Regions from separate parts of the Homo sapiens genome. Here all the other regions are linked to region 1. Evidence: chromatin loops called from intact Hi-C (ENCODE). Cell type or tissue: Caco-2. All regions are shown on one strand.

The links. Hi-C counts contacts between places; a loop is a spot of excess contacts. Peaks named below come from ENCODE experiments on the same cell type or tissue, not always from the same donor. Only the 100,000 strongest peaks of a DNase experiment are listed, where the experiment ranks them.
Region 2: it touches region 1 in a loop (16-fold over the local background); 13 of 110 quality-filtered maps call a loop at or near these places.
Region 3: a loop joins it to region 1, with 18 times the contacts of the local background. A loop is called at or near these places in 15 of 110 quality-filtered maps.

What each region holds. Positions count from the first base shown.
Region 1 is chr13:60,613,956-60,621,955 of GRCh38, forward strand. LOC105370230 (a long non-coding RNA gene) reads right to left here and starts at 4,938. Exons shown (of 3, transcript XR_007063921.1): 1 at 4,879-4,938; 2 at 3,779-3,877; 3 at 2,778-2,981. In Caco-2, a CTCF peak has its summit at 4,356 (motif pointing left); no DNase peak of the experiment used is centred here.
Region 2 is chr13:60,445,969-60,453,968 of GRCh38, forward strand. The region is part of intron 3 of TDRD3 (tudor domain containing 3); the gene reads left to right. Among named protein-coding and RNA genes, the nearest start is that of TDRD3, 53 kb to the left of the region's middle. In Caco-2, a CTCF peak has its summit at 3,143 (motif pointing right); no DNase peak of the experiment used is centred here.
Region 3 is chr13:60,469,509-60,477,508 of GRCh38, forward strand. All of the region lies in intron 5 of TDRD3 (tudor domain containing 3), which reads left to right. Among named protein-coding and RNA genes, the nearest start is that of TDRD3, 76 kb to the left of the region's middle. In Caco-2, a CTCF peak has its summit at 4,277 (motif pointing right); a DNase peak (open chromatin) is centred at 4,323.

The DNA.
Region 1 (8,000 bases):
AGGCCAGGTCTACACATCATGTATCCTCAGCTCAGCTTCTGTCCATCAGAGCAGGGTATCACTTCTGACCAATGGTTTTGTTCTCATCAGTCTCTCCTAAGACGCACTCAGAGACAAGGACTTTATTATTGCTTCAATTACTCTATCTTACAGGACACATCTAAGAATTAAAATATTCTTATGACCAGGTTATGTTAACCACTCCAAAATACTCTCTAATTTACTGTAACAATCCAAAATGTAACAACTCAAACATAATGAACAGGAGTTTCATTCCTTCTTATTCTAATGTGTAATAATTACAGAACTTTAATGAATCACCTATATAGAGATAAACCATATCTTAATCTTGTAGGAGCAGTTGAGTGATGTGCCTTAGATCACATACCTAGTAAGAGAAGAGCTGTGCTTCTGCTTTGGGCTAACCCAAAGCTCGTGGTCTTTCACCCACAACACGCTGAGTGGTGCTAGCCCTCCTTTTTGTCTTTTTACATGGCCCCAACCCATGTTATGTAAGAAGGGTAGGGTCCTTCTCAAACAGAGGTATGAGAGAAAGGAGGAAGGGAGCAAAACCATCTCTTCTGCTGCTGTTGATCCCTTAAGTCAATCAGTAAATGTTTCTTTCTGTTTCTCTTTGTCTTTCTGATATCTGAGTCTTTTTCGGTGTTTTATTCAAAGTCAAGCTTTCTGGCTTGATATGAATCCTGTCTAGACCATAAATAGTCATCCCCTCTAATTTCTTCATATTTTCCTAATGCTTTCTCTTGCTCATGTTGTGGTTCGCAGGTTTGTACAGTTTCTTCTATGTTGGGCTAACAGTTCGCATAGGGAGTTTTGGCTTTCCCCAGAATCCCTAAAAAGCTCTCCGGTCCTCTCCCTTGTTTGCATACAAATCAACTAGTATTTTAATTTTTTTTAAACCTCACCTAGGTGTAAATTCTATCCAGACTCCCATTCAGGAGCACCTCTTTCTGCCCAGGACCCTAACAATGTATTTTGTTTGGATCATGGAGCCCTTTCAAAACTTCTTTCTGGGTGTCTGGAATTTAAAAGTAGCCTGATGGTTACCCTTTCATATTTTAAAATTTTATCTAATTTGTGCAGTTCTCATTCTATTTTCTCTTTTCCAGTGTGTGGTTATTCCCTAATATATGTTAATTCATATGCTTGTAATTTGGGTGTTATTTTATTATTTGAACTCATATGCCTGCCATTTAGAATTTATCTTCTGTCATTCTGAAGTCTTTGCACATTATTCCAGTTTATTGTAATGTACAAATTTCATCAGATATGTTATATGTTCCTTTTCCATTATTAGTATTCGGTGTTTTTGGGTCTTTGAGAGGCTCAATGCCAGGAAAATCCCAGGGGAAGACAAAACGCATGTGCCCAGTAGGACTTGTTGAAAATGATTTCAGATGAGTAACATTGTTTTTTTTTTGACATGGAGTCTTGCTCTGTCACCCAGGCTGGAGTGCAGTGGCATGATCTCTGCTCACTGCAACCTCTGCCTCCCAGGTTCAAGCAATTCTCCTGCCTCAGCCTCCTGAGTAGCTGGGATTACAGGTGACCGCCACCACGCCCGGCTAATTTTTGTATTTTTAGTAGAGATGGGGTTTCACCACATGGTTCAGTCTGTTCTCGAACTCCTAACCTCGTGATCCACCCACTTCGGCCTCCCAAAGTGCTGGGATTACAGGCGTGAGCCACCACGCCCGGCTCAAAGCAATTCTTAGAGGAGAAAGGAGGATAAAGGCATAAGGAGTTGGGGGTGGTGGTGTGTGACTTGTGAGATTGAGAATCACTAAAAGCTGTAGGTGAAGGGGAAGGTCCACAGTGCATTTCAAGGTGACAGAAATAAAAGGCGGCTCCACTGGTCAATGTTACATCTTGGAAGTCAAGAGGCTAAATCTGCTCCTGGTATTTAGTTGTGCATATTGATTATTAACAAAATAATACATGTAATTCTTAACAAAATATTAGAAGCCTCAATAGCAGAAAAATAAAATCTATTTTAGAAAAACTTAAATCCTGAGAAGGGAAAAAAAAAATAAAGTGATAGACAAGTTTTTACACAGAACAGACATGAACACGTTATCTTAATCTCCCGGAGGCTTTGGGCCATTTTAATTCTTTTCCAACTTACAAATTACCTTAACATTTCTAAGGGACACAGATGTCTTACATTGATAAGTAGAATGTCAAGCATCACTTCCAGTAACAGGAAAAGAATCCACCGCCTTTAATTTTTACGTCTAATTGACTTCAGTTCAGGTGTAGTCAAATGTATATTATTTCTTAAATTGACACCTTCCATTTCAGATGTCTTATTTTATATGTGTCAGAGTCACAGGTGTGAAATTAGTCACTGGGAAGGCTAACTGTTCCGGATTCTTTTGACCTTATGGCTGGAGGGAATTTAATTGTAACCTCATAAAAAGAAAGGAATTCTGGCCACTAGGGAAGATGATTACATGGTCATTGACAATGTGAACTTGAATGGCTACATTAGCTCTTTAATTATAATGAATCAAGAAGAAACGTTCAAGGTTGGAAAGGAGGCACCTGGTAGGGGATAAGGACAGGTAGTTATGCAAATGGTATCAACACTTACAGAATGAAGAGACTGGAGCTTCTTTGAGCCAGTTTGAAGATTTCAGCCAAGAGAAGTGCAAGACTCACAAAAGGTTCAGTGTCATTAAAACTACTCTGTCAAGTGGCACACTTCTATTCAGTAAATTGCAAGCTGGGGTTTTTCTTGGCTAGGAAGGTGGCTCAGTTCTCTTGTCTCCCTTGAATTGTTCATGCTAATTTTTTTCCGTCTTTTTTTTTCTTCCCTTTTTTTCTTTTTTAGTCTGTGTCTTTCTACGTTGCCCAGGCTGGGCTTGAGCTTCTGAGCTCATGTGATCCTCCTGCCTCTGCATCCCGAATAGCTGAGATCACAGGCGTATGCTCTTCATGCTAATTTAGTGTTAGTTTCCCTAAATGTGAATGGAGGGGGAAAGGAAAATAAAATAGCTGAAATCAATAGAGTATACCAAAAGCTCCCAGTAACCAAGTTTTCTTCATATAAGTTCTCATAATTTAAAAAAAAAATTGTTCCGTTTTGTTTTTGTTTTTTAGTCTTAGCTCTGGCTTTAACTTCTATCATCTCAAAGCACCTAGGGCTCTTCTTAATGCACAGAACATACTCATTAAGACTAAATAAATAATGATTGAAGGAATGGATAATTATGGGAACATGAATGTTATAAAGGAGAAATAAAAGCAACTCAAAATGGAATTAAAGGAAACAGATTCAGTATTAGATCTCAATTTACATACCTATTATAACACTAAAAATAGATGTATTTCTTGGAATTCTTTAAAGAAAGTCTGTTGAGAACACTTGTGAGATAATCATTTTTAGTCAGAGATGACTTAATTAAGGTAAGGATATATAAACAGCTTTTACCACCCACAGGCAAAGTACTGTTGTTTGTCAGAATAATGAAACTGGTTTCTGTTTATAGAAAACCAGACAGTCCTCATTGGAGTTCCTTCTTCTAAACAATGGAAAAAAAATGCCCCTGTGAAAAAATACATTTTCTTAGGATGTAGAATCATTACCTTGGGTGGTATGTTTAGGGAGAGAACAGTTATTCCTCACTGCTAATGCTTCCTTCCATGTGGCTAGAACTTCTGTTAGAATCATTTCCCTCTGCCTCTCTTGTTACTTCTCTCCGGGGAAAGAGGTTTTATTTGATATGAAAATTTGGGAGAAGACACTGAGCCTCACCCTCTTCTCCAGTGCCATCCTGCCCATAAGAAACCCACATTATTGGTTCCTCTAGGCCAGTCTTCTCAAAATGTGTTCTTGGGCCAACAGTAACAGCACCTGGAGACGTGAGAATTTGTTACATAAATGCCCAAGATGGCCTCTGTATATTGGGCCTATTATTTACTCCCTCACAGGAGGCTGGGAGCAGTGAGCTCAAAAGCCGAGCAGTGCCCAACTCAATGTTTACACACCCAGTTGTTTTAAACATAGCCCAGATAAGTAGGTTCTTAGCCATTTAGATACTTCTTGTTTTGCCTACCCTGTGAAACTGCACCTGACATCTGCTAGCCATTGACAGGAGAAATCCTGCTTCTATACCAAGACTCCTAGCTCTGCTACCCTTGGGAGCTCATTGACCCAGAGACTCTGCTGGGCTGCTGAGGGTACCACTTAGTAATTGTAGTTCTCCCCTCTGATTCCCTCTCTCTCGGGAGTTCCCTTGTCCTCTTTCTCTTGGAATGGTCTCATGCTCTGAGAAACTTCTGCCAGGAGCGGACTTCTCAGTGTCACCCAAATAAAGCTTGCTGTGTGTTAGTGCCCTCTCATGGCCACAACATTTCATCAGCTCCCAAACCCCTGGAACTCACTCCAGAATTCCACATTTTCTGATTTTACCTCAGATCTATCGAATCAGAAACTCTTGGGTCGGGCCCAGTAATCTGTATTTTAATAAGCCTGGCAGATGATTCTGTTGCCTGTGGGAGTCTGAGAACAACTGCCTCAAGTTTTATAGGGGGAGGGCCCCAGTGGGGAGGCCTACAGCTCTCCACTATATGTGCTGTGACCTGGCAGGTAAGTTTCTATATTACTTATCTGTTGCTGTGTAACAAATTGCCCCCAAAACTTAGTGGCTTAAAACCACACACATTTACTATCTCACAGTTTTTGTGGGTTGAGAATTTAGAAGCAGTTTAGAGGGGTGGTTCTGCTCAGGCTTTCTCATGTGGGTATAGTCAAGGGGGTTGGGGCTTCAGTCATCTGGGGGCTTGAGGGCTGGATGATCTGTTTCCAAGGTGGCTCAGTCACGTGGCTGTTGGCAGGAGGCCTCAGTTCCTCACCATAAGAGTGCCTCCACAGGGCTGCTTGGGTAACCTCATGACCTGGCAGCTGGCTTCTCCCAGAGAGAGAGAGATCCATGAGAGAGCAAGACAAGTCATAATGTCTTTTGTGACCTAGCCTCAGAAGTCACATTTGTCATTTTCACAGTATCCTATCAGTCCTATGAGTCAGCCATATACAGCATGGAACAGGGCTCCACAAGGACATGAATACCAGGTGGCAGGGATCACTGGGCCATCTCTCTAAATCACGAATGAAACATTTGCAACCTGTGTCTCCCAAACATGATATGTCTCAATCATCAAAGGTAATATTTTACTTCTGTTTATGCCCATGCCTCATTTGATTGGGGAAAAGCAATGTTTTTTACTAACCACCTCAAAACCCAACATGTAAAAATTATAAATCATGGTGACCTATTTTTTGAATAAACTGTTGATAACTAATAACTTATATATGATCTTTAATATATATCTTTAATCTTTTATATCTATCTTCATATATCTCAATATATCTTTAATCTTTATATATATGAATATATATCTTTTTGAATAAACTATATATCTTTACCGGGATGTCCCACAGCACCTCAAGGACAAAAACTCCTGATCTATCTCACTGTGTTAGTCTACTTTGAATTGCTATACAGGGGTATCTGAGGCTGGGCAATTTATAAAGAGAAGAGGTTTATTTGGCTTACAGTTCTGTAGGCTGTACAAGAAGCATGGTACTAGCATCTGCTCAGCTTCTGGTGAGGTCTCAGGAAGCTGACAATCAAGATGGAAAGTGAAGGGTGAGCAGCGTGTCACATGGTAAGAGGGAGCAAGAGAGGAAAGGGGAAGTGCCAGGCTCCTTTAAACAACCAGATCTCATGTGAATTAACGGCAAAAGCTCACTCATTACTGGGAGGAGGGCACCAAGCCATTCATGAGGGATCCACTTCCATAACCCAAACACCTCCCACTAGGCCCATCTCTAACAGTGGGGATCACATTTCAACATGAGATTGGGAGGAGATGAATATCCAAACCATACCACCTGGTAAACCTATTTTTTCTTTATTTCTTTTTAAAGTAAAGAGCACCACTATCCACCCAGCTGCCCAAGTCAGAAACCTGGAAACCTGACTCCTTTGCCCCAAGTCCTGTTACTCACTGAGCCCTGCTTATTCGATCTCTTGAATGGCTCTCAGATTGGACCACCTCTCTTCTTCACCAAAACAGTCTCTCAACAGGATTGTTGCAACAATCTCCCCAGCTGTTCTCCCTGCCTTCCATGTGAAAAATAGTGTAGAGGCAGGACAGAGTGGAGGCAAGGAGGCCAGCTGGAGATATCATGTCAATCCAGTTGACAGAGAAAGTTGTGATGATGGAGAGGGCTAGACCAGTCTGAGAGTGATTCAGAAGATAAAATGAACAGGACTCCCTGATTTCTCTAAAGTGATATCTTCTTTCAAGTCTTTGATGGTTCTCCTTTGCCCTCAAAGTGCCAATTCTGAGAAGGCTTTGTGAGACCTTCATAGCTTGGCTTGATTTACATCTCCAGCTTTCTCTTTTAGATACTATCCTGAGCCAGTCAGAACTTGTTAAATCCAACATTGCCTATTTCCACTCAACACCAAACCCTTTTTGTATACTTTCTCCTCCACCTGAAATGCCCTTTGCCCCACCCTCTTCACTCAAGGAGCTTTTATATGTTCTTCAGGTCTTGGTTTAGATGTTTCTTTTTTGGTGGGTGTGACCTTTTGGGACTTCCAAGTTTGGATTAGAAGCCTTTTTATGATCTCCAGCCTTTTTATGATCAGCATGGGGTAGTTAATCATAGCACTTGCTAATATTGAAATGTCAATTTACTTGAATCTCTCCTCTACAAAACTGTACAGTGCTTGAGGCAGGGACCGTGACTTATAGACTTTTTTATGCCAAGTCCCTGCCATATGTTTGGCACTTGATATCATTTGTTGAGTGAATGAATGCTTTTATACTTATTATTTAATGTCTTCTGCTTATTATCTTAGTGGGGGGTCGTTTTGTTGGTTGTCGTCTCATTTGGTTTATGTTCTGTCCTCCCTCCTTCCCACCCCCATACTTCCTTTCCTCTTTCTACTTCATTTCTTTTCTTCATACATTCCCAAATATTTGTTGAGCTCCTACTGTATACCAGCAAGTGCTTCTGTAACTTCTGTTTCTTCACACCTTCTGTCCTGGATTTCTCTACTTGCTGTTGTTTTTAATTTTTACTAGGAAAGGGGATAATTTTTAAGATCCTTCTAACCTGTGTCTAACCTTGTAATGAAGATAGTGGACAATGCTTGAGATGCTTGAAATACTACTCTAAATGCTCAGGGATGTGGTCACTTGACCACGGTGATGCACAAGTCTGACTATTTTCTTAAACACATAAAAATACTTGGGTGAGCATATTTACTGGGTTCCTTCTAGAGGAACATATTTATGAAGAAAAGGACACTAAGGTTATCTGCAGTACTTCACAGTGTGTGGGTGGATGTTAATGTGGCCGTCTCCAATCACAAATTATAGGGGACTTACCTGACAGTGGTGTGCTGGTAAATTGGCTGTCTGGAAAAAAAAAAAAAGCCCTGATGTGTAGCATTTGCCAGTTTTCATGATATAAATACTCCCCTCCTGGCTGATTTCAGGCTACTAATATGACATCACTGAATACGGAGTTGGGAGGTGATAGGGAGAATCGGCTCATTGCTGCTAAATCAGGGGCATGGTTTCCAGGAAGAGAGTGCTGGACAACTATTGTGAGGTTGTCTAGTGTTTTGTCTCCTTTTCTGAAACTTGTCCTAACCATGGCACAGTTGACACACAGATTATTCTGACAGGAATAATCGGAATAATCAGAATGATGGGAATAATCAGCTCAACTGGGCTGAGGAATGTACTTTCTAGATTTGGAATTGGTTTGGCTAGTTTCATGAATAGAGAAGATATAAATTGGGAATTAGTATTGAGACCATTTCCTTCAGATGGGCTTAGAACAGAATAAACCCACCTGCAGCAAGAAAGAAGCAGCAACAGGAGATGGAGAGAACAGAATGTCTGGGTTTGTACAGCTCTCAAGCAGTGCCTCTGTCTATGGAGCTGTGAAACTC
Region 2 (8,000 bases), 170 kb before region 1:
TTTGCACAGTGGTCTCTTTAAGATTTCCTTTGAATGTAGCTAGCAAGAAGAAAAATAACTTTAAAACTTTCTGATCTAGATTATTATGTCAAATTTTATCTTTTAAAACATTCTTAATGCAAATGTAACTTTTCACATGAAACAAAAATTTGATATCTCTGCTTGCTCTTCCTCATTGATTATATTTTTTCCTTTCATTACATACTTCCAACACAATATTAATAAACTAATAGTTTTCTAGAATTATTATTCACAGAATTATTATTTTTTCTGAGATGGAGTCTTGCTCTGTTGCCCAGGCTGGAGTGCAGTGATATGATCTCAGCTCACTGCAACCTCCACCACCTGGGTTCAGTTGATTCTCCTGCCCCAGCCTCCCTAGTAACTGAGACTACAGACAGGTGCATGCCACCACGCCTGGCTAATTTTTGTATTTTTTAGTAGAGATGGATTTCTCCATGTTGGCCAGTCTGGTCTCAAACTCCTGACCTCAAGTCATCTGCCCACCTCAGCCTCCCAAAGTATTGGGATTACAGGTGTGAGCCACTGTGCCTGGCCTTCTCACAGAATTATTCTTATATGTCATATAAGAATATATATTATTCTCACAGAATTAATAATTGTCTTCACCAGTATTAATGAAGATGTTTTGAAAAATAATTTAAATAAACATTTTAGAAGCTGGCACACAGAAATTACTCATTTGGTTTGTCTTTAGCTAAAAATCCATATGTTATATAAAAATGTAACTATCTTAAACCAGAGTACATATTCAAGGAATATATTTTTGATGTGAATGGAATTATTTTGGTTTCTTTGTTAGTAAAATAAGACTAATATAGTAAAAGCTCCTTATTTATGTCTTCATTGGAATGCTTTTATTAACCAGCATTTTACCATTAATGATGACTATAAATGCATGACTCTAGAATCAGTCACTACTGATCCGTTACTTACTAACATTATGTAAGTTATAGTTCTTGTTTAAATCAACTTTGTTTGAATCTGTGCATAAGATACAGGACAACAGTTGGCAAACAGAATATTTGAATAAGTAATCTGCCTATCTCTTGACCATGCCAGATTTTGGTATAAAATGATATTTTCTAGTTTTCTTTTTATATTAGAAAAGAGTGAAAGAAAGAGCTGGGTTATCCAGTGATCTTTCAAATAGGGCGTACTAAAAACCAATGTTCCAAAAACTAACTTAGAAAACTTAAAATATACAATAGACTATTTCAAGAAGCAGAGGAGGCATGGTTGTGGCATGTTTCTGATTGAGGGTGGAGAGGCATTAAATGATACGGACCAGGAACAGATTAGAGACATCCAGACATAGGGTCATTGCCCTGGATTTAAATCTTCTTTCTCCTGCTTATTGGTTTTTGTGACTTTTCATAAGTCAGTTAATCTTGCCAGATTTTAATTTCCTTATCATTTAAATACTACTCCCTTACAACATTGAAGACATAAATGAGATAATACTAAATCCAGTACAATGCATATGGCAAGCTTCGAGAATTATGAGCAATTTAGGATGGTATTTTTATCTTGAAAGTCTAAGAATATGTGAATCCTTATTATGTCAGCTAGGTATCTTGTTACTGAGAGATCTTCAAGGGGATTCAATAAATAAGGTAAGGCAAATTGGTAAATCATTATTGTCTGGGTTTTGGCCCCAAACCCCATGCAGAATTCTACTACTTGAGGTAGGTTGGTCTCTGGTAGAATGAAAGCAAGCTAAAACCCCTTCTCTGACTGTTTCTACTAAGTTCCAAGCCCATCTGATATTACCATTTCTGAGAGAGAAAGCCAAAGGAGAGTGAGGATTGGAGAGCATTTGGCCCAGTATTTAAGAAGCAAAGAGTTAAAAAGCAACATGTTGCGGGGAGGAGGGTGTCATCTTAGTAGAAACTGCCTCCATTAACGTTGTGTGGTGCCTTTGAAAGGGCCTCACCCATGTATTTTCCAACCACCTTGGAATCTCATTCACTAGGCCTGAGGCTCAGTACAATGCACTGGAGCTTCTCCAAGACATATCAGTAATCTTTTTTGGAAGTAGATTAAAGGAGTGTAGAGACGAGTCTTCAAACTTCATCTCCTGAAAGCCCAAAGTAAATGATCACACAGTGTGTATTATTATTTTTATAGTTAATAAGACTTAGATAATGCTGTTTTCAGCATTTGGGAACTTGAGAGTGGGAAGGGAGAATGGAGAGCTGATAGATCTGTCATCAGGTAAGAAAGATTGTAAGTCTGCAGTTAGAAGACCAGCTAATCCTGGACATATTGAATTTACAGCTCTCATTCTAAGACGCATCAGAGGCCTTCAGAAAGGCGTCGTCCTGAAGCTTTGAAACTGAAGTCTTAATAATTGCTACTATCATTGATTATTTTGGGAGAAGACAGAATGGCAAAAAGTAGAAGTAGCTTTATTACTAATTAATATAGTAGTTTTGCTCAGGTTCTTTTCTCTTTCTTCCATTCTCTTCTTAACATACTTTTCAATTTCTGTCTTTTCTCCACAAAGTTTCCCCAGAACCTTGATGCAAAAGTTTCAGAAAAATTTAAAAAGTGGTGAGAGTTGGACAATCACAATTTTTTCCAGGCTTCCAGATTTTCTTATAGGCACTTCATATTTGATTCAAAAGCTGTAAAAATTGTGACTGGAAGGAAGTGTGGTAGGGAAGCCATATTATGCAACTTATTTTCTGAGTTTTTCAGGGCATGCTTTGTTTTTCTTGGATATTACAAAGTCCTAGGACTGCTGTAGCAGCTTGTAAGCTAAAAATTATGGAAAAAGTCATGATAAAAAGGAAGTATAACTGTTTAATATTCTTCCCCAATTTTAATATTTTGCTGTAGCTTTTTAAACCTAGGCGTAAAAGTTAATTATAAAATACAGATTAGTTTCAAAATACTTTCTTATCAATTCAGCTACTCGAGGACCTTATGTACTGCTATGGAGTCCTAACTGTACAGTCTTTGAGTTCTGTGTTTATTTTTTCTAAGTTCTAAGAATGACAGGTTGTATATACCTTTTTAAATGTAAAACTATGAATAAGACCTAATTTTCCCAAGTAGGAGTGACTGGTCTCAAAACCTCAGCAATACTGACATCAACCACAAGATGGCTTCACTGCCTTAAAATTCAAAGTGAAGGTTCTCTTGCCCTTGGATAGTCTAGAAATCGGATGTTTTTAAAAAGAAAAGGAATTGAAAAAAGTTTTAACTTTTGATTTAATAAAATAATATGTTTCCTATATGTTAGTCTGTGTTAAGTAATACAATTTGTTTCTTTTAGTGAGCTATATATTAAAATTAAACATCTACTTGTATTAGAAAAAATGGATTACTAAAACTTTCATGCTTTATTTACAAGTCCTTATTGGTAATTACTAATAGGACTTCTGTGGAGTTTAAATAGATAACTGAAAAATAAACTATTCAACTTACCTTTTTCTGTTTTTGGTTCCAAGGAACAAAAAGTTAGAGAAGTGAAGAATAGAAATGTGGAAATTGTCAAATGATACACTGGGAAAAGTGTTGCTTTTGGCTGGTAGTCCCACATACTTTCCTTGTATTCATTTGCTATAATTACTTTGTGATTGAATACGAGCAACTTATGTGCCCTACTGTTATTTTGAGGGTTAAATTGAGGCTTTTTACTTTCAGGGAATCTTACGTTTGCAAAAACCTATTCAAGATTATGTTGTCAATTTCTTAATTATAAGGAATTTATTAAATGTTTTAAAAATTCCTAAGGGGTAGATCTTCTAGTAAATATACAACTATATTTATAATTTAGAAAGTTTTAATTTTATTATTTACTTTCCACTTAAACTCCTTTGCTGCATATGAATATCATTTGAAAAATTTGAGATTAGGATTAGGTACTCCCTTCCCTAAAGCTATTTCTTTCAATATTCTTGATGCTTTTGTCATCTGCTTCCCTCTTGATCTTTTTTGGCACAAGCACCTACCTTACCTAGGAGAACCCTGGTTTTTAGTGAATTCTAATAATTCTTGTTCTTGTTTTTCTTCTGTCATTTGTTGAGTACCTATTCTATGCTAGGTCCCATGTTAAATAATTTATATGTATTATCTATACAATATTCAGAACAACACAGAAAATATAAACTATTATAGCCTTCCCTTTTACTTTAGAGATAAGAGAATTGCACCTTCCCTAAGATCACAGTTTTTTGTTGCTAGAGCACCTGAGTGTCCTTCCCTCAGCTGTCAGACAAACTGCTATTTATTTTTCAGATTCCAACTGAGGTGTGACCCTTCTCTTCTAATTTTCTTGACCTCTTTTGAGCAGAATTAATTTTTAAATACGAATATTCTCATTGCCCTTTATACCTACATCTGTTTTTAGTATGTAACAAATATTATCATACTTTTAGAATATGCACTACAAAGACAGGCTTTGGCATGAGATAGATCCGAATTGGAATTCTAATTTGCCTCTTACTGACTGAGTGACCACTGGTAAAGTACTTTATCCTCTGTCCTTAATTTTCTTATTTAGTAAATACAAATAATCCTAGGGTACTTTATATTTCTGGAGGTAAATTAAAGAACTTATGTAAAGATCCTGCTATATTTTCTGGTATGTATCTAGGAAGTGCTAAGTAAATTATAGTTAAAGCACTAGAAAATATATTTTTTTAATCAGACGGTGTCTGAATGTGTATTTGTGCCAAGAGATAGGGATGTAGAGATCAAGATAGCCTCTGTCTTATTGGAGCACATAGCCTAATGAGAGATTGAGAAACCAGCCGTGTCAATGTAGTGAAACAAATGCTATGTCAAAGGTGTGTACAATAAAGGGGCAGCTGTTTCAGTTTAGTGAGGGTATTAGGTTGCTTTTCTTGCTAGACTGTTAGCTTTTAGAGATGTGATTTTCAATGAAGGAATAGTGGGTAGATGCCCCATATCGGGCGTATTTAAAATCTTAGGTTATAGCTCTACGGTACATACACACATACACACACAGATCACGCATACACACACACTATATTTAATGTTTTCTATTACACAAAAAGCTCCTTTGTAGTGGAAACTAAAGAATAAAAAATAAAGCTTGACAGATCTTGACTGGTAACAATACATGGAAGATAAGTATAGTGGATATTTGTAATTTCTAAAACCTGAATTATCTCCCTGTGGGGGAATTTCCCATTTTAAGAGTTTTGGTGGTAGAGAAGAAGAAAATGCCAGATACTTTTCTCCCAGCCTCCTTTGCAGCTATGCTAGTCAGGTGTAGCTGCCTTGGAGTTGGGCCAGTTACACACAAAAAAGCGGGACCTGTGGAGAATCCTGTCAGTAATAGTTGAAGTTGCAGCAAGATTGTTTCTGGAGTAGTGGCTGCAGGAGTGCCAGAGTAAGTGTCCAGAGCCATTGAGATCTCTGGTACAAGAAATAGTGTTAGATGCTTGCCGTGTGCTGGATCCAGCTTGTTCCAGCTCGTGAAGTTCATTGTCGGCATCTTTTTCCAATTTAGAGTGCAATAACCTCCAGTTGACGGTTGTGGTTGGCCATGGAAATTGGCACAAATTACAGATTACAGTGGCTTTTCCCCTGTCCCTCTACCAGAAGTATTTTACCAACACACCTCTGCACACATATAACAGTTTCCCTAAGGAATATAAACAGGAATGGAACTCTACTGCATTGTGGAATTAAGCCAGTATTCAACTTTACAAGATAATGCCAAATTATCTTGCAAAGCACTTGTATCAACTATGTTACCTTCAGTATTGTATATGAGATTCAATTGAGCCATATCTTTTGTGGCACTTGATCAAAATTTTCTAATCTTGTGATTGTAAAATACATTATTCTTCCTTAGGCTATTCTCTCCCCTGCCCATACAGATTTTAGAATCAAATGATTAAGACTCTTAAAAATATCATGTTGGAGTTTTGATTGAAATTGCATTGAATCTGCGCATTAGCTTAAAAACAATTGACATCTTTATATGATATGATATTACCAGTGAAATGCTGGTAAAATGCTTCTCTGAAGAGCAAAAAATAGCCCTGACACATAGCATTTGCCACTTTCTATGGTATAAATATTCCCTGTTTGGCTGATTGTAAGCTATGTTATAAAATCACTGAACCGGGAATTAGGAAGAAATGTACATAAAAAGTTTTTGTGAGCTTGCATGAGCTGGCTCCAGCACAACCCTGGGTATATCTCTTCCTTTATTTTTCCCATAAAGTTTTATAATTTATTGGAAGTATATGGGCTGTGCATCTTTTGTAAGCTTTATTCCTGGACCTATCTATTTTTGTTATTGTAAATGGTGTTTAAAAATTTTTTAATTACTATTTCCTCTGTTACTGGTACATGGAAAGGCAGCTGATATTTGCATATTGATTGTAATTCTGTCACCTGCCAGTTATTCTTACATTATTATTCTTATATATTCTATTCTTCTTCTTATTCCAGATATAATTTTTAAAACACCATTTACAACAAGAATAATATATTCTTACATTATTCTGTATATTCTTTTGAGTTTTCTCTATAAATTTGCCTTTTCTTGGTATTTCACGTGAATGGAATCACATGATATATAGCCTGTTGTATCTGGTTTCTTTCATTTAGTGTAATATTTTTTAGGATAATCGATAACATAGCATATGTTGATAGTTTTTCCTGTTTATTGGTGATTAATATTCCATTGTATGGATATCCCACATTTTGTCCTTCCACTTACTATTAGTTTGGTGCAAAAGTAATTGCAGTTTTTTCCATTGAAAGTAATGGCAAAAACCACAGTTATTTTTGCACCAACCTAATAGTTTCTGGACATTTTGATCACTGTTCTTAGTTTTTTTTTTTTTTAATTACTAAATGTATATGTCTCTTATTACTGTTATCAGTTCTTAAATTGTTGGTTTGTGCCTTTACTCTTTGCTTCTTGATTACTCTTGTCAGTTATCAGTTTCATTAGTCTTTGTTACAATAGACTTTGTTAATGTTGTTATTGTATTTTTAGTTTGATTCATTTATTTTTCTTCTACCTGATTTGAACTCACTGCTTTTTTTCCTCAACTTCTTAGTTCAACTCATTAGTTTTATTTTTTCAAAAATAGGTTTTAAGATATACCAAAGAAACTATGCAATACAAAAGTTTAACGATGAAGTTAAAATATATAGCAAAAGCTAAATATGACAATACACATGAATAATGTATATAATAAGCCTTTCAATACTAGAAAACTAAAATGGGAAGAACTTACTGAAGGGTAACATACATAAAATGGGGACTAATAGCAAGAAACAATCCTAAACATTTTCCCAATGACTGACTAAGCCTCAAAAAGACAGCTTAGGAAAACGAGTAACATGTAGTTTTTCTTTTCCTAGCCAATTCAGTTCTACTTAGATAAATCTGGTTACCAATCAATACATATATAAATTAGAGTAATTGTTTTTCTACTGAATTAGTACCAGTTTTTCTTTTTCACCTTTTCCCTAATTTTCTCTAGCAACACTTTCCTTTAATCAGTTGAACTCAAAAGGTTTGGTACGTAAAATGAATATCAGCTCTTATTGGAATAGCACTTGGGAAGTGCAATTCTAGAAAAGGCAAATGTTTAACCGAGGTTCTTGACAAAGTTAAGCATCCCATTCTCCATAAGACAGTGACTCCCATGTTAATCACTAGGTTAATGGCTGCTCTTGGCTAGATCACAAGACCCTGCAGGATACTGGAATGCTCCCTGGTGAGGTACTGTAGAGCTATGTGAACAAACACCCACCCATTTAAGCTTTCAGTAAATACAAAGCATTTTAAACCATTTCAGTAGAATAAATTAAAAATACGGCATTTCTATTGGCCTGCTTTGCTTCTTGAGCTGGCTTGGAGTGCTGTTCATGATATAAAAGACAACTTCTTAATTCAACTCATTAGTTTTTTTTGTTTTTTTTTCAGTTCTCTTTAAGGCTATCAATTTTTCTTCTAGCACTGATTTAACTAT
Region 3 (8,000 bases), 140 kb before region 1:
TGCACTTGACTTCCTGCAAGCCACATTAGTATTTCTTGTTAGGGAGTGATAAAAATTTACATTTAAAATCATTTTAAAACATTTTAATATGATTATAGTTCTTTTTGGCTTTATAGTTTTTGATTTGGTAGCCACAGCAATGTAGGAAACAGGGAAAGTGCAGTTACTTGAGCAGCTGGCAGTGATATACATAGAAATTATAAACCATAAAGCTAATGTTGGAAGTGAAGAAGCACTAAGCATTCAGTAAACTATATGCAGGCATTGTAACTGTAGCAAGTTGGTGCCAGATGTAATTTACAAAATACTGTAGTTCTATAAGTTTTAGTGCCCCCAAACTGTAGATTAAAAAATGTTTTTATTGTGGCAAAGTATACATAACATAAAATTTAACATTTTAACCATTTTTTAAATGTAAATTTCAGTGGCATTAAGAACATTCGCATTGTTGCACAGCTGGTACCACCATCCACTTCCCTAACTTTTTCATCTTCCCAAACTTAAACTCTGTACCCATTAAACAGTAACTCTGCATTCCTTCCTCCTCTCAGTCTTGGGCAACCACCATTCTACTTTCTGTCTCTGAATTTGACGAAGTAACTCATATGTGTGGAATCATACAGTATATATCTTTTTTGTGCCTGACTTATTTCACTTAGCATAGAATTTTCAGTGTTCATCTATGTTGCAGCATGTGTCAGAATTTCCTTCCTTTTTAAGGTTGGATAGTACTCTATATCTATACCATCTTTTGTTCATTTATCCATCAATGGACATTAGGGTTGTTTTCACTTTTTAAGTCTTATGAATAATGCTGTTATGAACATGGGTACACAAATACCTCTTTGAGACCCAGCTTTCAATTCTTTTGTGTGATCTAGAAGTGGGATTGCTGGACCATATAATTGTATTTTTAATTTTTTGAAGAATTGCCATACTGTTTTATATTTACTTTACACTCATTTCCACCAGGATATTACAGGGGTTCCAGTTTTTTACATCCTCACCAACGGTTGGTATTTTGTGTCTTTTTGATAGTAGCCATTCTAACATGGGTAAAATAGAATATCATTATAGTTGGGTTTTTTTTTTTTTTTTTTTGATATGGAGTGTTGCCCAGGCTGGAGTACAATGGCACGATTTCGGCTTACTGCAACCTCTGCCTCCCAGGTTCAAGCGATCTCCTGTCTCAGCCTCCCGAGTAGCTGGGATTACAGGTGTGCACCACCATGCCCAGATAATTTTTGTATTTTTAGTAGAGACGGGGTTTCACTATGTTGGCCAGGCTGGTCTCCAACTCCTGACTTCAGGTGATCTGCCGGTCTCAGCCTCTAAAAGTGCTGGGATTATAGGTGTAAGCCACCATGCCCGGCCTTCATTATAGTTTTGATTTGTATTTCCCTAATGCTTAGTAATATTGAGCATCTTTTTGTGTGCTTATTGGCCATGCGTAGATCTTCTTTGGAGAAATTTCTATTCAAGTCCTTTGCCCATTTTTAATCAGGTCAGCTGTTGTTGTTGTTATTGTATGAGTTATGTATAGATTCTAGATATCAATTCCTACTAACATAATATGTTTTGCAAATATTTTTCCCATCCCATGTGTTGCCTTTTCACTGTGTTGGTAGTGTCTTTTGATGCACAGAATTGTTGAAGAGTTTTTATAGGTTTAGCTTTTATGCTTAGGTCTTTGATCCATTTTGAGTTAATTTTTGTATTAGTAAAGGGTCCAAATTCATACTTTTGCATGTGAATATCCAGTTTTCCCAGCACTACTTTTTGAAAATAGTGTTCTTAATGAATGATCTTGTCAGCCTTATCAAAAATTATTTGGCCATATATGAACAAATTTATTTCTAGGTTATCTGTTCTGTTTCACTGGTCTAAATGTCTATCTTTATGCCACACTGTTTTGATTACTGTAACTTTTTATTAAGTTTCATAATTGGAAAGTGAGACCTTTTTCAGGATTGTTTTGGCTATTCAGTATTGAGATTCCTTATGAATTATAGGATAGATTTTTCTATTTCTGCAAAAAAAAAAAATCATTGGGGTTTTGATAAGGATTATGTTGACTCTATTGACCACTCAGTATTGATATCTTAACAATATTAAATCTTTCAATTCATGACCATGGGAAGTCCTTTTCACATTGTTCTAAATTGTTAGTGTAGAGAAACACAACTGATTTCTCTGTGTTGATTTTGCGTACTCCAACTTTATTGAATTTAGTATTCTAACAGTTTTTTTTTCTTTTTAGTGTGGAATGTTTGGAGTTTTCTACATATAAGATCACGTTATCTGTGAAGAGTTAATTTTATTTCTTCCTTCTCAATTTGAATACCTTTATTTATTTTTCTTGCCTTATTTAGCCCTGGCTAAAACTTTTAATATAGTGTTGAATGGAAGTGATGAAAATGACATCCTTCTCTTGTTCTTGATCTTAGAGGAAACACCTTCAGTCCTTCACTATTGAATATGATGTTAGTGGTGGGTTTTTTATATATGGCTTTTATCAGGTTTGAGTAGTTCCTTTCTATTTTTAGTTTGTCGTATATTTTTATTATAAAAGTGTGTTTGGTTTTGTGAGATGCTTCCTCTGCGTCAATTGAGATGATCATGTGTTTTTCCCCTGCTTCATTCTGTTAATGCGTTACATTGATTGATTTTTATATGTCGAAGCATTCTTGTATTTTGGGAATAAATCACATTTGGTCATGGTCTCTAATGCTTTTTATATGGTATGGGATTCTGATTACTGGTTTTTCATTGATGATAGATTACTTTTTTCCTAATTTCTAAAATTTTGGTAAAATACACATAACGTAAAATTTACCATCTTAACCATCTTAGATGTACAGTAGTTTAAAACACATTCACAAATGTTCAACATCACTAATCAAAATGTAAATCAAATACAGCGAGATATACTACCCTACAGCCATTATCCATTACAATGTCTACTGTAAAACAAACAAACAAACAAAAACCCCCAGAAAATAGCAGGTGTTGGCGAAGATGTGGAAAAATTGGAACTAAGCCTTGTGAACTCCTGGTGGGAATATAAAATGGCATAGTTGCTACAGAAAACAGTATGGCAGTTCCTCAAAAAATTAAAAATAGAATTACCATATGATCCATCAATTCCACTTCTGGCTATAAACCCAAAAGAATGGAAAACAGGTCTTGAAGAAATATTTGTGTACCCTTGTTTACAGCGGCAGAGGGCATTATGCTAAGTGAAATAAGCTGGGTATAAAAAGACAAATACTGTGTGATTCTACTTATGTGAGGTACTGAAAGTAGCAAAAATTATAGAGAGAGAGTACAATGGTGATTTCCACGGACTGGGGGAGGAGAGAATGGGGGAGTTATTGTTTAATGAGTATAGAGTTTCAGCATTAGTAGACCATTTACTTTTAATGGAATTCAGTATGGAAAGTTTTAATTCTACTATCTTGCTATTTCTTTTGTTGTTGTTTTGCTTTTTGTTTCCTGTTTTACTCCATTTTCTGCTGCTATAACAGAATACCACAGACTGGGTAATTTATGAAGAAAAGAAATTTATTTCTCACAGTTCCAGAGGCCCAGAAGTACAATAACATGGCTTTGGTATCTCACCAGGGCCTTCCTGCTGCATCATAACATGGTGGAAGGACAAGTAAGCATGTGAGACAGAGAGAGGCTGGGACATAAACTTCATCTTTCATCAGGATCCCACTCCCAAGATAACTAACCCATTCCTGTGATAACAGCATTAATCTATTCATGAGGGAAAAATATTCATAATCTTATCACCCCTTGAAGGTCCTACCTCTTAACACTGTTACAATGGCAATTACATTTCAATATAAGTTTTGGAGAGACAGTCAAATCATAGCACTTCCTTTTAAATGAATTGCATTTTTTAAATGATTCTGTTATCTGCATTATTAGCTTATCAGCTATATTGTGGGCGGCAAGCCACCCAGGTGCCAAGGCAAGAGACCGAGGGCACAAACTGTTCCAGCATAATAAAACATATAGAATAAGAATAGTTATACTAGAAATAGATTATAGATATGATTATATGTGAATATCATTAATTATTAGTTTGTAGTATTACTCTTTATTCCAATATTATAATAATTTTTGTTTTATAATTATAACCTAGGAAAAACCAGGCCATACAGAGATAGGAGCTGAAGGGACATGGTGAGAAGTGACCAGAAGACAAGAGTGTGAGCCCTCTGTTATGCCCGGACAGGGCCACTAGAGGGCTCCCTGGTCTAGCGGACAAGGCCACTAGAGGGCTCCCTGGGCTAGCAGTAACGCCCTCGCCTGGGAAGGTGCCGATTACCTAGTGGACCTTGGCCTAGCGGTAGCGTCAGTACCTGGGGAAGGCACCCGTTACTTAACAGACCAGGAAAGGGAGTCTCCCTTTCCCTGGGGGAGTTAGAGAAGACTCTGCTCCACCACCTCTTGTGAAAGGCCTGACTGATGGCAGGCTTGTCCTCAGCCATCCAGAGGCCTGACTGTCTCCCTGTGATGCTGTACTTCAGTGGTCACGCTCCTGATCCGCTTTCATGTTCCACCCTGTACACCTGGCTCCACCTTTTAGATAGCAGTAGCAGAATTAGTGAAAGTACTAAAAGTCTTTGAAATGCATAGAAGAAATAATGGCGTAAGCTGTCCTCTCTCTCTCTCCGCCTTGGCTGCCAAACAGGGAAGGGCCCCTCTGGTGGACACGTGACTCGCATGACCTTACCTATCATTGTAGATGGCTCACACTCCTTACCCTGCCCCCTTGTCTTGTATCCAATAAATAACAGCATAGCTAGGCATTCGGGGTCACTACCGGTCTCCGCGCCTTGGTGGTAGTGGCCCCCCCCGGGCCCAGCTGTCCTTTCTTCTGTCTCTTTGTGTTGTGTCTTTATTTCTACATACTCTCATCTCCACACACGAGGAGAAAAAACCCACAGACCTTGTAGGGCTGGGCCCTATACTATATGACTGTGTTTTTGTTTTTAAGTGGTTGCTGTAAGGTTTAAGATGTGTACCCTTGACTTCTTTCTTTCTACCTTCAATAATACATACCACTTTATGCGTATTGTAAGACCCATACAATTATATGCTTTCATGTACCCAGTTTTGTCTCTATGCTGGTTTTGTTATATACTTTACATTCGTTACGAAGGTCACAACACGTTTTAATTTTTTTCCCTTAAATGGTTTTTAAAACAATGAAACAATTTTTAAAAGATATTTTTGTCTTTCTACACATTTACCATTTCCGTCCCTCTCTCTTTTCTTTGGTAAAGATCAAGTTCCTGCATGGTGTGTCTTTTAGTTCAGGTTAGCTGATGATGAAGTGTTTTAGTTTTGGTTTGTCAGAATGTTTTTTTTTTCTTTACTTTTTAAGGATATTTTCTCTGAATGTATGTTTCTACATTGAAAGATTTTTTAAATTTTTCTTAAGTGTTTTAAGGACATCATCTCATTGTCAATTACCTGGTATACTATCTACAGTCTGTAGTAATCTTTTTTTATGTAATGTATCTTTTCTTTATCTACTTTTAAGTCTTTTCCTTTTTTTTTTCTTCCTATTTTTATTTTAGGTTAAGGAGGTGCATGTGCAGGCTTCTTAACATGGGTAAATTGTGTGTCACTGAGGCTTGGTGTATCAAAGATCCCATCACCCATGTAGTGAGCATAGTACCCTATAGGTAGCCTTCCAACTTATTTCCTCCTCCCACCCTTCTCCCTTAAGCAGTCCCCAGTGTCTCTTGTTCCCATCTCTGTGTCCATGTGTACTCAGTGTTTATTTAGCTCCCACTTATAAGTGAGAACATATGGTATTTGGTTTTCTGTTCCTGCCTTAGTTTGCTTAGAATGATGGCCTCCAGATGCATCCATATTGCTGCAAAGGACATTATTTCATTCTTATTTATGGCTGTGTAGTATTCTATCATGTATATCTACCACATTTTCTTTATCCAGTTCTGTGTCGATGGACCTCTTCACTGATTCCATGTCTTTGCTGTTGTGAAGAGTGCTGCAATGAACAAACAAGTGCATGTGTCTTATGTGCAGTAATAGTAGTTGAACTCTTAGTTCTTTGAGGAATCTCCGAACTGTTTTCCACAGTGGCTGGACTAGTTTACATTCCCAGCAACTGTGTATGTGTATTTTCCTTTCTTGGCAACCTTGCCAGCATTGGTTGTTTTTTGACTTTTTAATAATAGCCATTCTGTTATGAGATGGTATCACATTGTGGTTTTGATTTACATTTCTCTAATGATTAGTGATAATGAGCATTTTTTTCATATGTTTGTTGGCCATTTGTATGTCTTCTTTTGAGAAATGTTCGTTCATGTCCTTTGCCTATTCTTTAATGAGGTTGTTTTTTGCTTGCTGATTTGTTTAAATTCCTTATAGATTCGGGATAGTAGACCTTTGTTGGATGTACAGTTGACAAATATGTTTTCCCATTCTGTAGGTTTTCTGTGTACCCTGTTTATAGTTTCCTTTGCTGTGCAGAAGCTCTTTAGTTTAATTGGGTCCCACTTCTTATTTTTGTTTTTTGTTACAGTTGCTCTTGAGGACTTGGTTGTAAATTCTTTGCCAAGGCTAGTCTCAAGAAGGGTATTTCCTAGGGTTTCTTCTAGGGTTTTTATTGTTTTAGATGTTACATTAAAGTCTTTAATTCTTCTTGAGTTAATGTTTGCGTATGATGACTGGAAGGGGTCCAGTTTCAATCTTCTGCATATTGGCTAGCCAGTTATCCCAGCATCATTTATTGAATAGGAATTCCTTTCCTCATTGTTTGTTATTGTCAGCTGTGTCAAAGATCAGGCGTTTGTAGTTGTATCACTTTATTTCTAGGTTCTTTATCCTGTTCCATTGGTCCGTGAGTCTGTTTTTGTACCCAGTACTCATTGTTATATTTTTGTACCAATACCATTCTGTTTTGGTTATTGTAGCCTTGTAGTATAGTTTGAAGTTGGACAGCTTTGTTCTTTTTGCTTAGGATTGTATTGGTGATATGGGCTCATTTTTGGTTCCATATGAATTTTAGAATAGTTTTTTTTTCTAATTCTGTGAAGAATAACATTGATAGTTTGATAGGAATAGTGTTGAATCTCTAAATGGCTTTGGATAGTGTGACCATTTTAATGATATTGGTTCTTGCCAATATCTGTGGGCATGGAACGTTTCCATTTTTTTGTGTTGTCTCTGATTTCTTTGAGCAATGTTTTGTAATTCTCATTGTAGAGATCTTTCGCCTCTTTGTTAAGCTGTATTCCTAGGTATTTTATTCTTTTTATGGCCATTGTAAATGGGTTTGCATTCTTGATTTGAGTCTGGGTGCTATTGGCATACAGAAATGCAACTGATTTTTATACATTGATTTTGTATGCTGAAACTTTACTGAATTTGTTTATCGGCTCTAGAAGCCTTCTGGTGGAGTCTGTGGGGTTTTCTAGATATAGAATGATATCATCAGCAAAGAGAGATAGTTTGACTTTTTTTTTTATTTGGATGTCATATATTTCTTTCTCTTGCATAATTCCTCTGGCAAAGACTTCTAGTACTATGTTGAATAGAAGTAGTGAAAGTGGGCATCCTTGTCTTGTTTCAATTATCAAGGAGAATGCTTCAGCTTTTGCCTGTTGAGTATGATGTTGGCTATACGTTTGTTATAGATGGTTATTATTATTATTATTGTTATTATTATTATTATTAAGACAGAATCTTGCTCTGTCACACAGGCTGAAGCACAATGGCAGAATCATAGTTCAATACAACCTTGAACTCCTGGGTTCAAGGGATCCTCCTGCCTCAGTCTCCTGAGTAGCTGACACTACAGGTGCACACCACCAAGTCTGGCTAATTTTTAAATTTTTTATAGAGATGAGGTCTTTCTTTGTTGCCCAAGCTGGTCTCAAACTCCTAGCCTCAAGCAATCCTCCTTGTTTGGCCTCCCAAAGTGCTGTGATTACAGCCTTGAGTCACTGTGC